Linked DNA regions of Homo sapiens: region 2 is linked to region 1. A link is a loop called in an ENCODE intact Hi-C map of the cell type or tissue named here. Cell type or tissue: GM12878. All regions are shown on one strand. Links, peaks and the distances in the headings refer to the core of each region. The heading gives the core; the rest is flanking DNA. Region 1 overlaps LINC01014 (long intergenic non-protein coding RNA 1014). Region 2 has its middle 19 kb from the start of KCNMB2.

Region 1 (5,390 bases), core at 198-5,197:
TAATGTGACTTTACTTAATGAACACTCTTCCTATCATTTAATACCCAACTTGGGAATAGATCTTATCTTGGCAGATAACGGGTCATGCTCTCCAGGAACAAGCAGAAAATTGAAGGAAGTGATGTTTTCAAGGCAGCAGATGGCACTCTTTTCTATGCTTCAGTACTAAAAGTTTCAATGAAAGAAGCTCTGTCTTCTATAGAGAATCAAAAATTTAAAAGACTGCAGCACTTTTCGGGAAAGTGAGGGATGCTTGGTTCTGAAGTCTGATCTACATAGAAATGTTCATGCCAAGTTCTAGAAATTTATTTATTCTAAGGAAATGATTTGAGAGAAGGAGGGCATGGAAAACATATGCATAATAATGGGCATTGCAGCACCATTTATAAAATTAAAAGCAATATAAATACTCATAGATAGGATATGGGGAAATTTTTGTCCATGTAGTTAATATAATACAATACAATATAATATAATATAATTAAACCATAAAAATGACAGCAGTTGAAAAATGCTTCTTGGCTAGATACAGTAAAAATGGTATTTATATAAAACAATCTTTGATCTGTAAATACACAAAAAGTGTATGTATTATACATGTACATATATATACACACATGAATATTAGACTGAAATTTTTGATACAGAAATGAACATAGTTGTTTAAGGGCGCTGGGATTATTAATGCCCTTGTTTTTCACATTTCAAGTAGTATCTAAGTAATTGCCTAAATATGACAGCATAGCTTCCCCTCCTAAGAGAGACTTACCCAGGAAGCCCCAGGGTAATCTGTGCTTTAGGTAATTTTGAAATAGGGAAAGAAAGTTAAAGTAGTCAAAGACTCACCAAAGCTCCACCAGGTGGTCAGGCACTGGGAAAATTGACCTAGCACAGTGTCTAGAGCTAGCTTTCTCTAGACTTGCTGTTGGACCTGATGCAGCATTTCTTACCTTCCTCGAGGATGCTGTTAAGAAAGAACTGGCTACTCGAAAGTGAAGCTCTGGTGTTTCAACTCCAGAGCTTGCATCCAAAAAGTACATGAGGTTGTAATGATGGATAGTTGTTGGAATAACCATTGTTCTCACTGGTCCCTAGAAAGGGATCTGTGGCTCTGCAATGGGGAGAAAGACAGGTTGCTGTTTGCTTCTCATGTCAGCACTATGGCTCAGAAGGAAGCACCATAGCCGCAGTCACCCCAGGGAAGTATGAGGCACAGTCTCCAACACCACTGAGGCATCGCCGCTGCAAGATTGATTCTGCCTTAGGGGAGGCAAGACAAGGCTGAATGTACAATGTGTAACTACCATTCGCTGAGCCTCCATTGTTAAGCAATCTTTGTGTCAGGTGCTTTACGCATGTTATATGCCTTACCTTCAGAGCAACTCTAGACAGGTTTTACAAGCCCCACTTTGCCCAGGAGGAAACTGAGACCCAGAGAGATTGATTATTATATACAAGCTTTCTTAATAAGAAAATTACTGAGTTGAAATGAAACTCAGTTATCTGATGCCATGCTCTTTTCACAACACTACTTAAATGCAAACGGTCCCCTCTCCTGAAACCTGGCATGCACTGGCTCCTGGATAAGCTTCTCCTTGACTATAGACTCTTAGGGGCTAAAGAAATGAGAGCACAACAGAATATTGAGTTTCAAGTTACTCAGAACTCCCTCAGGAAAACTTCCTTGTTTTACAAATGCAGAAAATAAACCCCAAGGGGATAAGATTCTATTTTAAAACAATATTTGTACAGTACTGTTATGGGCTGAATTATGCCTCTCCAAAATTCATATATTGAACCTCTATTACCTAGTACCTCAGAATATGACTGCATTTGGGGTAAGAGTCACATTTAGGTTAGTTTTTATAAAATGAAAGAGTTGTATAATGTCAGAGAACAGGCTTTCATTCTAAATGAGATTCTTTCTCCTTCTGAGGTTAAGCTAAGTGAAATGTCTTTTGGGCAGAATCACAGAACATTAGAGACTACTTGTTGAGATTATCTCACCTTTTCTCATTGTCTAGATGAATACATAGGACCAAAGAGAAAGAATTTTTGCACTTATTGTACCAAGATATGTTCCTTTCTTTCATGAAATTGAGAGTACAACAAGTAATTGGCAGCACTTAGTGTCAGTATTGCTCTTATGCATTTAACTATAAACAGAAGGGAGAATATTTTTAATGTTTTCTTTACTTAAAAAAGAAATCCTACAAACAAGTTGATATTCTTGTGTCACAATAAAAATACTCTGTCTGTTCCCAATTTGTCAAAAGGACAAGAATTTTCAAGCTCTCGACAGGACCCTTAGAATTTAATCATTTAAAAAAAAATGTTTTAAGTTTCTACTGAGAGTTCTTCTCAATTATGTCCAGTAGGTGGCATTACTTTAACCACACAAAGCAAGAAAACCATGAAAAAGCCAGAATAATTCTGATACAGATCAGAAGCTCTCAAATGTTGGCTTCAGACTAGCAGTGTCACCATCACCTTGGAACTTGCTCAAAAGGCAGATTCTTGGGCCCTACCGCAGGCCTATTGAATCATAATCTCTAGGGGTGGGCCCCAACAATCGTGTTTTAATAAGTGATAATGTTGCATGCTAAAAGATGAGAATCACTGAGATAGAAAATCAAGTTTGCATGAAAATCAGATAATAGTTTTTCACATTGAGGCAACATGATAATATACATTACAAATGTTATTTCCTAATGAATGCAATATTCTCTTTTCAGAGTCAACAGCATGGACAAACCTCAATCACCAATATCATTTCTGTTGGCCTTATTAATTACTTACTATGGGCCTAGTATTTCACCAGTATCAACTCATTTACTCTTTATAACAACCCAGCACGGCCAGTGCTCTTCTCTCTCTTTTTATAGATGAGGAAGTAGAGGCTTCGATGTCACAAGACTGCCTCTTATTACGCAGCAAGTAAATGAGAAGACAGTACTCAATATCGGCGAGGTCTTGACACCAAAGCCCTTGCTTTTCTTCTTTATGCCCATGTAGGGTTGTCAGATTTAGCAAATAAAACTACAGAACATGCAGTTAAATTTTAATTTCAGATAAACAACAATTTTTTTAGTATACATCCCATGCAGTATTTGAGACATACTTACACTGAAAATGTTATTTGTTATTTATCTGAAATGTGATTTGATTAAGAATAATTTTATCTGGACACCCTATCCTGTTGTCTCTATCTGTGTGCATTCCAATCAGTTGCAGAAAAAGGAACTAGAAAATAATCTTTCTTAAGGGTTATTAGGAATAAATCTGAGCATGGGCCTCACTCCAGAAGCTGCAGTTTAACGTCCGTCCCAGGTGATTTGTATGCACATTACTGTTCAAGGAGCAGTGGCCTTAGAATGCTTACAATCCAAAATGACTGTGGTCTAGAGCTGGGGACCAAATTTAAAGACCCCTCCAGACCTGAGAGTCTATGAATCTATGAGGAAAGTGAATGTGAGATAGAATAGCAGTTTACTATTTTTTGCACTTACTTAAAATTCTGATACAACTTTATATGAGGCAACAAAAATATTTAAAAATCAATAAATATTTTCTTTATAGAATTACAATACTTGATTAGGTTTTTGAGGATAGGAATAAAATTAAGTAGAATTTTATGATTCTTTTGCAAAGCATTACAAGAAATATCTTTAATATTGGATTTGAACTGTCTTCAAATCAAGTCACAAACAGAATATTTACAGCAGAAATAATGCTACTCATTTTATAAGTAAGAATACTTTTGTTGAAATCCATAACATCAAGTATGAGATGCAGAGAGAGTAAAATAGTTTCCCAAATGATACAAGTACTTATTCATTCCATGTTTATTGAACACCTGGGGGAGGTGAAAGGTGAAGGTGTGTTACGATAAACATCTGCAATTCATGTGGGATGTTATGGCACCCCTTTATGCAAAACTTTAAATAAATGGTCTGTTCCAGGAACCTGCTTCAAGTTGCTGAGACAAGAATGACAGCCAGGCTGGGCGCGGTGGCTCATGCCTGTAATCCCAGCACTTTGAGAGGCTGAGGCAGGCAGACTATGATGTCAGGAGTTTGAGACCAGTCTGGCCAATATGGCGAAACCCCGTCTCTACTAAAAATACAGAAATTAGCCGGGCATGGTGGCGCACGCTTGTCGTCCCAGCTACTCAGGAGGTTGAGGCAGAAGAATCACTTAAACCCGGGAGGCGGAGGTTGCACTGAGCTGAGATCGCGGCACCGCACTCCAGCCTGGGTGACAGAGTGAGACTCCCCCCCTCCGCCCGCAAAAAAAAAAGAATGACATCCAACAGTTCCTCCTGCCATGCCTACAAAAATCATTACAGCTCAAATAAACATATGGGTCAGCTCATTTAGCAGACATGTATTAATTTCCTACTATGTGCCAGGCTTTAAAGAATGGGCTTATATGTGAGAAAAAAGGGGCAAGGAAATATCATCATGTGCCATGATCCAGTGGACTAGGAATGATGGTACTATCCAGGACAGAACCTTGAAATGGAGAGAGACGTGTGTGCGTGTGTGCGCGTGTGGGCGCGTGTGTGTGTGCGTGTGTGTGTATGGGGTTGGTGAAGAGAGGTTGGATACAACATCAGGAAGCCAGGCTGGGGGATCTGATTAGAAAACTTCTGCAGTCTCCAGTCTTGGACTTACTATCATTGCCTTGCCTCTAGCCACAATTAAAGAAAAGTAATTCATTTCCATCTGCCTGGTTTTAAGTAACTGGAAAGTCTTTCTGCTTTAATTCGTATGCATTTTCCATATTTTTTTCTCTCTGACATTAATTTGCACAGGGCTTAGAAAAAGGTACTTCATTAACTATTAACCATGGTACTTAAGAAGTTGGGGACTTTCAAATCATTAATCATATTAAAAATATATAAATCCACCTCTCTTCACATTTGGCCCACAGAGGTTCACGTTATGAAAAGAGTTTTAGTGATTTATTTGGTCTTGAACCACAAGGTTCTGTTTTTCTTAAATCCCTATAAACAGTCTACATTTTGGACACTGAACAAGTAAATGTATGTTGCATTTTCTCACTGAATCCACAGGGTTATTAAAATGTATACTTATTCCCCAAATAATCCAAGCTCAAGCACTTGAATAAGAATACCTCAAGGCTTTCCTCTTTCATTTGCTTTGTGGACAGCAACTGCAAGGCAGGGATGAGTCAGCACGTGTGTCCAGCTAGCAGGAATAGGCAGTAGCCCTGGTTTATGCTAAGCCATAGGGGAATTTTGCAGTCATTTTGTGCTTCACTGTCCAGGTTTTTCAACATCAGTGGAACCTTTTGTGTTTCACCCACTGTATGGAAAAATCCACGACTGTCCTAAGAAACCTGAGAACAAACACCCATCTGCCTAT
Region 2 (5,390 bases), core at 154-5,153, 81 kb after region 1:
AGTGTATAAGCATTCCTTTTTTTCTTCTTCAGCCTCACCAGCATTTGTTATTTTTTGACGTTTAAGTAATAGCCAGCTGGGTGCAGTGGCTCATGCCAATAATCTCAGCATTTTGGGAGGCCGAGACGGATGGATTACTTGAGTTCAGGAGTTCAAGACCAGCCTGGGCAACATGGCAAAACCCTGTCTCTACAAAAAATACAAAAAAATAGAAATTAGCTGGGCGTGGTGTCACATTCCTGTAGACCCAGCTACTCAGGAGCCTGAGGTGGGAGGATAACTTGAGGTCGAGGCTGCAGTGAGCCATGATCGCACCACTGCACTCCAGTCTGGGTGACAGAGTGAGGCCCCATCTCAAATAATGATAATAATAATAATAGTAATAGCCATTCTAACTCATGTGAGATGATACCTCATTGTGGTTTTGATTTGCATTTCTCTACTGTTTAGTGATGCTGAACATTTTTTCATATGTTTGTTGGCTGCTTGTATGTCTTCTTTTGAGAAGTGTCTGTTCATGTCCTTTGCACACTGTTTGAAAGGATTACTTCTTGCTTGTTGAACTGTTTAAGTTCCTAAGAGATTCTGGATGCTAGTGGACCCCTACCTTTCACCATATACAAAAATTAACTCAAGATGGATTAAATATTTAAATGTAAGTCCTCAAACTATAAAATACTAGAAGAAAACCTAGGAAACACCATTCTGGACATCAGCCTTGGCAAATAATTTATGGCTAAGTCCTCAAAAGCAATTGCAACAAACACAAAAATTGATAAATAGACCTAATTAAACTAAATAGCTTCTACATGGCAAAAGAAACTATCAACAGAGTAAACAGACATGCTACAGAATGGGAGAAAATATTTGCGAACTATTTATTCTCTTTTATAAATGTCTTCAAAATATGTTTGTCAGAAACAGTCACAGGGTATTTGAGATTAAGAGGTGATCACCCAACCACATATGTCATAGATACTCCTGTGATTTAATTATCACCCAAGAATTTAAACAAAATAAAGGTCCAAAATATGCATTTGGAGGTTCAGAAAATAAATGACAAATTGCAACTTCTAGATTTACATAGACTGAGCCTTCTCTAACGCTGCCAGAAGACAGTCTGAATATTGAAGCCTTTGTCTCTTTTGAGCTTTTTAACACATTTGAAAATCAACACCTTGAAAACCTTTAGACATTTTCCATCCTAAAAGGTAGAGTTGATTTTTACGTATAAGGATTTGTGATCTCCAGCATCAGGGAATGTACCTGTCTGAATGAACTCTGCTGAAAAAAATGCATCTTCAACTCCATCATCATCTTCATTGTCACCATTTATCAGGAGTTTACTATATATCTGAAATTGTACTAAGAGCCTTACATGTTGCAATTCACTTAATTTTGACACTAACTCTGAAAATGGGGTAATGTCAATCTTATTTTATAAGTGGGAAACTGAGGCACAGAGAAGCTTATTTCCTCAGTCATGCAGGTAGAACATACAGAACCATAATTCAGATTCAGGTAATCCTGGTTCTCAAACTCATGCTGTCACCACTACCAACCAATTTCTCACTGAGGTCTTGATGTCTGTGACTGATGAATTATGTCTTCTAGAATCTTAAGAATTGAGATATAAATTAAAATATCTATAACTCATTTGTTAATAAAAGGAATTAATAGAATCATGGGACACTGTGAAAACCATGATATTCTAAAATAGAAAATGAAATCATGACACTAATAAATTTGTTGAGTCTGAGATTTTTTTAAAAAAGCTAATATGTACTTTTTAGGCTCACTTCTTGGAGGGGAGCCCTCTCTAACTGTCAGGGACTAGAGATTTCCTGCTGCTGTTGTTTGCTAACACCCTACTCAGCCTGCTTAGGAACATGTTGACAACATTAAAGATAGGCTGGATGTACTCATGAAAAGATAAATATTAAAAATGAGCTGGAGGACAGGAGGGAGGCTTTTTGTTTTTCTTCTGTGTGTGTGTGTGTGTGTGTGTGTGTGTGTGTGTGTGTGTTTAGCACATGTCATTAGGCAAACAAACAATGCCATTTTCTGTTGCTTTGTTTCTGAAACAAAAATGGTAGTGGGTAGAAGAAATCAGCAACTTTACAGTCAGAATCAGACCACTAAAACCCTCAACAGGCATCAAACGCTTCACTCAAAAAAACAGAAACAGAACACTTGGAGACAATACTATGGTAAAGATGTTTCTTTCCCTCTGATCAAACCTACCCTGAGAAAAGAGATTTACAGAATGAAAAAGATATGTTTGTACATTGCTGCCTTAAAAAATATTTCTTGGCTTCACGTTTCCCCTTACTATTAAATGAATGTGTGACAATGTGAAAATTTTATCACTTGCTAAACTTTTAGTTCACTTCAACAGATGAGACCTCTTGTAGGTTTTGCTGAAGGTGGAATTGGGCTTTTCAGGATGAGTCTGTCTCCATCATGGATCCTCAAGCAACTGGTAGAAGCCAAAGAATAGAAAATGCTGGAACTTAGCATGAGGTAATAAAGAACTTAAAGTTAGAAGAAACTTACTCTAGCTCATCGTCTGCATGTGAACGGAGAAAAGACTATGCTTAGTTGTTACTGGCAACGACTTCTTTCTTACAGCTCACGGGAAACTCTTAAAATTCTTTTTAAAATATAATTCCTCACCCGTGTGGTACACTATGGAATACAGAAAGTTGGAGTTGCCTTTTTTCTAGTTAAATAGCGGACTTTTTTTTTTTTTTTTTTACCTATTCACATAGATCTTGTAGTTATGTACTCATCTTCATTCAACCCTTCATTAAATCATTTCATAGGTAATTATAGAGCACACACCATGTGCCAGGGGCACTTCTAGGTCTGAGAATACAAAGATGAATAGATGAGTAAGATGTGATCTGTACTTTCAAGAAGCTCACATTCTAATTCTATCTAGTGTGATTAATGAGCCTTTAACAGGGGAATGTACACAATGCAGCAGAGGTGAGCGTAAGGGATACAACTCTACCCAGGAAGGTCAAAAAGGGCTTCACACAGAGTGAGGCTTCAGCTGAGACCTGATGGATAAAGAGAAGTTCACCAAGTAGACATAAGGAAAAGGGGCTGTCCAAGAAAAAAGTGAATTTACACAAGACACAGGGTGCAATGGTCTTCGTGCACAGTGGTACCCTTCTGAGTAGTAAACTTAAGGATTCACTGATTCAAGAGATAATATAGGCTGAAAATTAGAAAATCTTTAAAGTATTTTGAAACTTTCAAAACAACTGACAAATAATAGTTTAATAGAGGAGGCTAAGGAGGGTTGGGGTCCCTCCTGCCCTAAATAGGATTAGGTTTCTCCATTTTTAGATAACTCCTCTCCCATAATGCATCCCTTATGGCTCACATTAGAAAGAGAAAAGCCATCTTCACTCTGCAAAAGTGATCATAGTAGGTATCCTAAAGAAATATATACAGGTATTTAACCAGAGACAAACTGATAATCCATATGTAGTCTGTCCAGTTATCCGTCTAAGAGGAGGTGGACCTTCAGATATTGCTCCATGCCACCTTCCTGTCGTGCCCTGCAGCACTCATCTGGCTCTTCTAACTGCAGTGCCGCATTGCTGACTCACAGGCAATCTGATAACTACCCAGAACCTCACTTTCTTTTTCTCCCCCTCCACACATAGCTGGCTCTTTCCCCTCATAAATATGGGCACATTTGAGCCTTCTCCCCATCCTGTGTCTTCCTCTGCTCCTAGTTAGAAACGAGTTTTCTGTATTTATTTTCTAAATCACCAAAGTCACTTTGAATTCTGAATCTATCTTTTATCAAAGTAATAGAACCCAGTTTACACAGCCTTGTCACTGATATACTTAATAATCTTCATTGGTCTCTGCTGTGTCATTGATTTAAATGTGACTCACCCTGCTTCTAAGACTTCTTGCTACTGAACATCACTTGTTGTGTCTCTAACCATTTATTCTCAAAGACTATTCTCAGATTATGTTTCTAGCCAGATGTTATGTAGTTAGAAGTGTACGTGTTCTTAGTCATATTTCCACAAGGACCGATACTGTGCTGCAAACTCAATTTAGAAACATTACCAAGGTCAAGAGAAATGACATCTATAGAATGTCAGAAACCAAAACTACCCTTCTGCCCTACATGAGACTAGGTTTTTCTGATAGGGCTTGATCTTGACAAGAAATAACCTCAAGACCAACTGGCAGCTGTAGTCTTTAGAGTATTCAAAGGAATTGTATACAGCTGAACCTAATGATAATTCTGTGAGGTAGGTATTTGAAGTCCTATTTAATAGATGAGAAACCTGAAAAACACAAAAGTTAAAGGATTTGCCCTGATTCGCACACAAGTAAATGGCTAAACACAGATTTGAAGGCAAGTACTCCTAGGTCAAATCCTGTATCAACTCTAGGGTTCTGGAAAAATGAATTTTATTATAGTTTCCTCTGTGAAAAAGTTAGAGTTATAATCCTCTAATTTTCCATGTCATCTCTAGGCACCTTCCAGGATTCCTATTCTTTTTAATTGAGCTAATATTCCATCAACAAAAGCAGGCATCTATTTTCAGGTCATGGAATGTAAATCAGCCCAGGTTTTCACATAAGAAAATCAGAGAACCATGTCTGAAAATACATGTTAGCTTAGGGACCTAACAAGTGATGTTCAGTAGAATAAAGTCTTGAGGCCAAGGTAAGTAACGTTTGAACGGATGGCATCTCGAAGAGCTCAGAATACAGATCTTGTGTGACCATTCTTTGCTCCATTTCTTTTTCTGCCTTTTAGTTTGCTGTCTGCCCTTTTCTAAAGATCTGGTCTGTATTTTCTATCATGCTGAGTTTTAGCATATTGGTTCTAAAACACTAAGTAATTGAAATTGAAAAATGGTGATAAGAAGATGAAGTCAAAGTATGTGAAAAATTTTAAAAGCATTATACCAGATCTTTAATTTTTTTTCTTAAGATAAAAGAAATGAATTAGCCCCCAGTACTATGATAGGTGAAGCTAATGGCATAAACTTAATTTAAGGTCATAGACCCCAAAAAAGCCTGTTTTATGTGATGAAGACAGCATCTTAGGGAGCTAAGGGCTCTGTTGTCAAATTTCCAGAGTAGAGATGCGTGATTTATTCTCTAAACTGCTTTTGATTACCCTAAAGAAGGAACGGTGGTAATAACTACTGGAAGGCTTTGGAGAAATTAACAAAACTAAGAGAGTAGTGACTGTGGGACCCCTAAATGATAGTAAAAGGTGAGGGTTTCTAAGTCATCGTATGCTCTGCCAGAGAGATAACATTTGATCAGTAATCCACTACTTAACAAATGGAACACCAGCAGACATCAATTGACTCTCAGCAGAATATGTAGAGGGAGGG

The links. Hi-C counts contacts between places; a loop is a spot of excess contacts. Peaks named below come from ENCODE experiments on the same cell type or tissue, not always from the same donor. Only the 100,000 strongest peaks of a DNase experiment are listed, where the experiment ranks them.
Region 2: a loop joins it to region 1, with 7 times the contacts of the local background. A loop is called at or near these places in 1 of 110 quality-filtered maps.

Annotation. Positions count from the first base shown.
Region 1 is chr3:178,434,510-178,439,899 of GRCh38, forward strand. All of the region lies in intron 1 of LINC01014 (long intergenic non-protein coding RNA 1014), which reads left to right. Among named protein-coding and RNA genes, the nearest start is that of LINC01014, 18 kb to the left of the region's middle. In GM12878, for the core only: a CTCF peak has its summit at 2,381 (motif pointing right); a DNase peak (open chromatin) is centred at 2,408.
Region 2 is chr3:178,515,203-178,520,592 of GRCh38, forward strand. No RefSeq gene overlaps it. Among named protein-coding and RNA genes, the nearest start is that of KCNMB2, 19 kb to the right of the region's middle. In GM12878, for the core only: no CTCF peak of the experiment used is centred there; a DNase peak (open chromatin) is centred at 4,069; H3K4me3 peaks cover 1,094 bases; H3K27ac peaks cover 5,000 bases.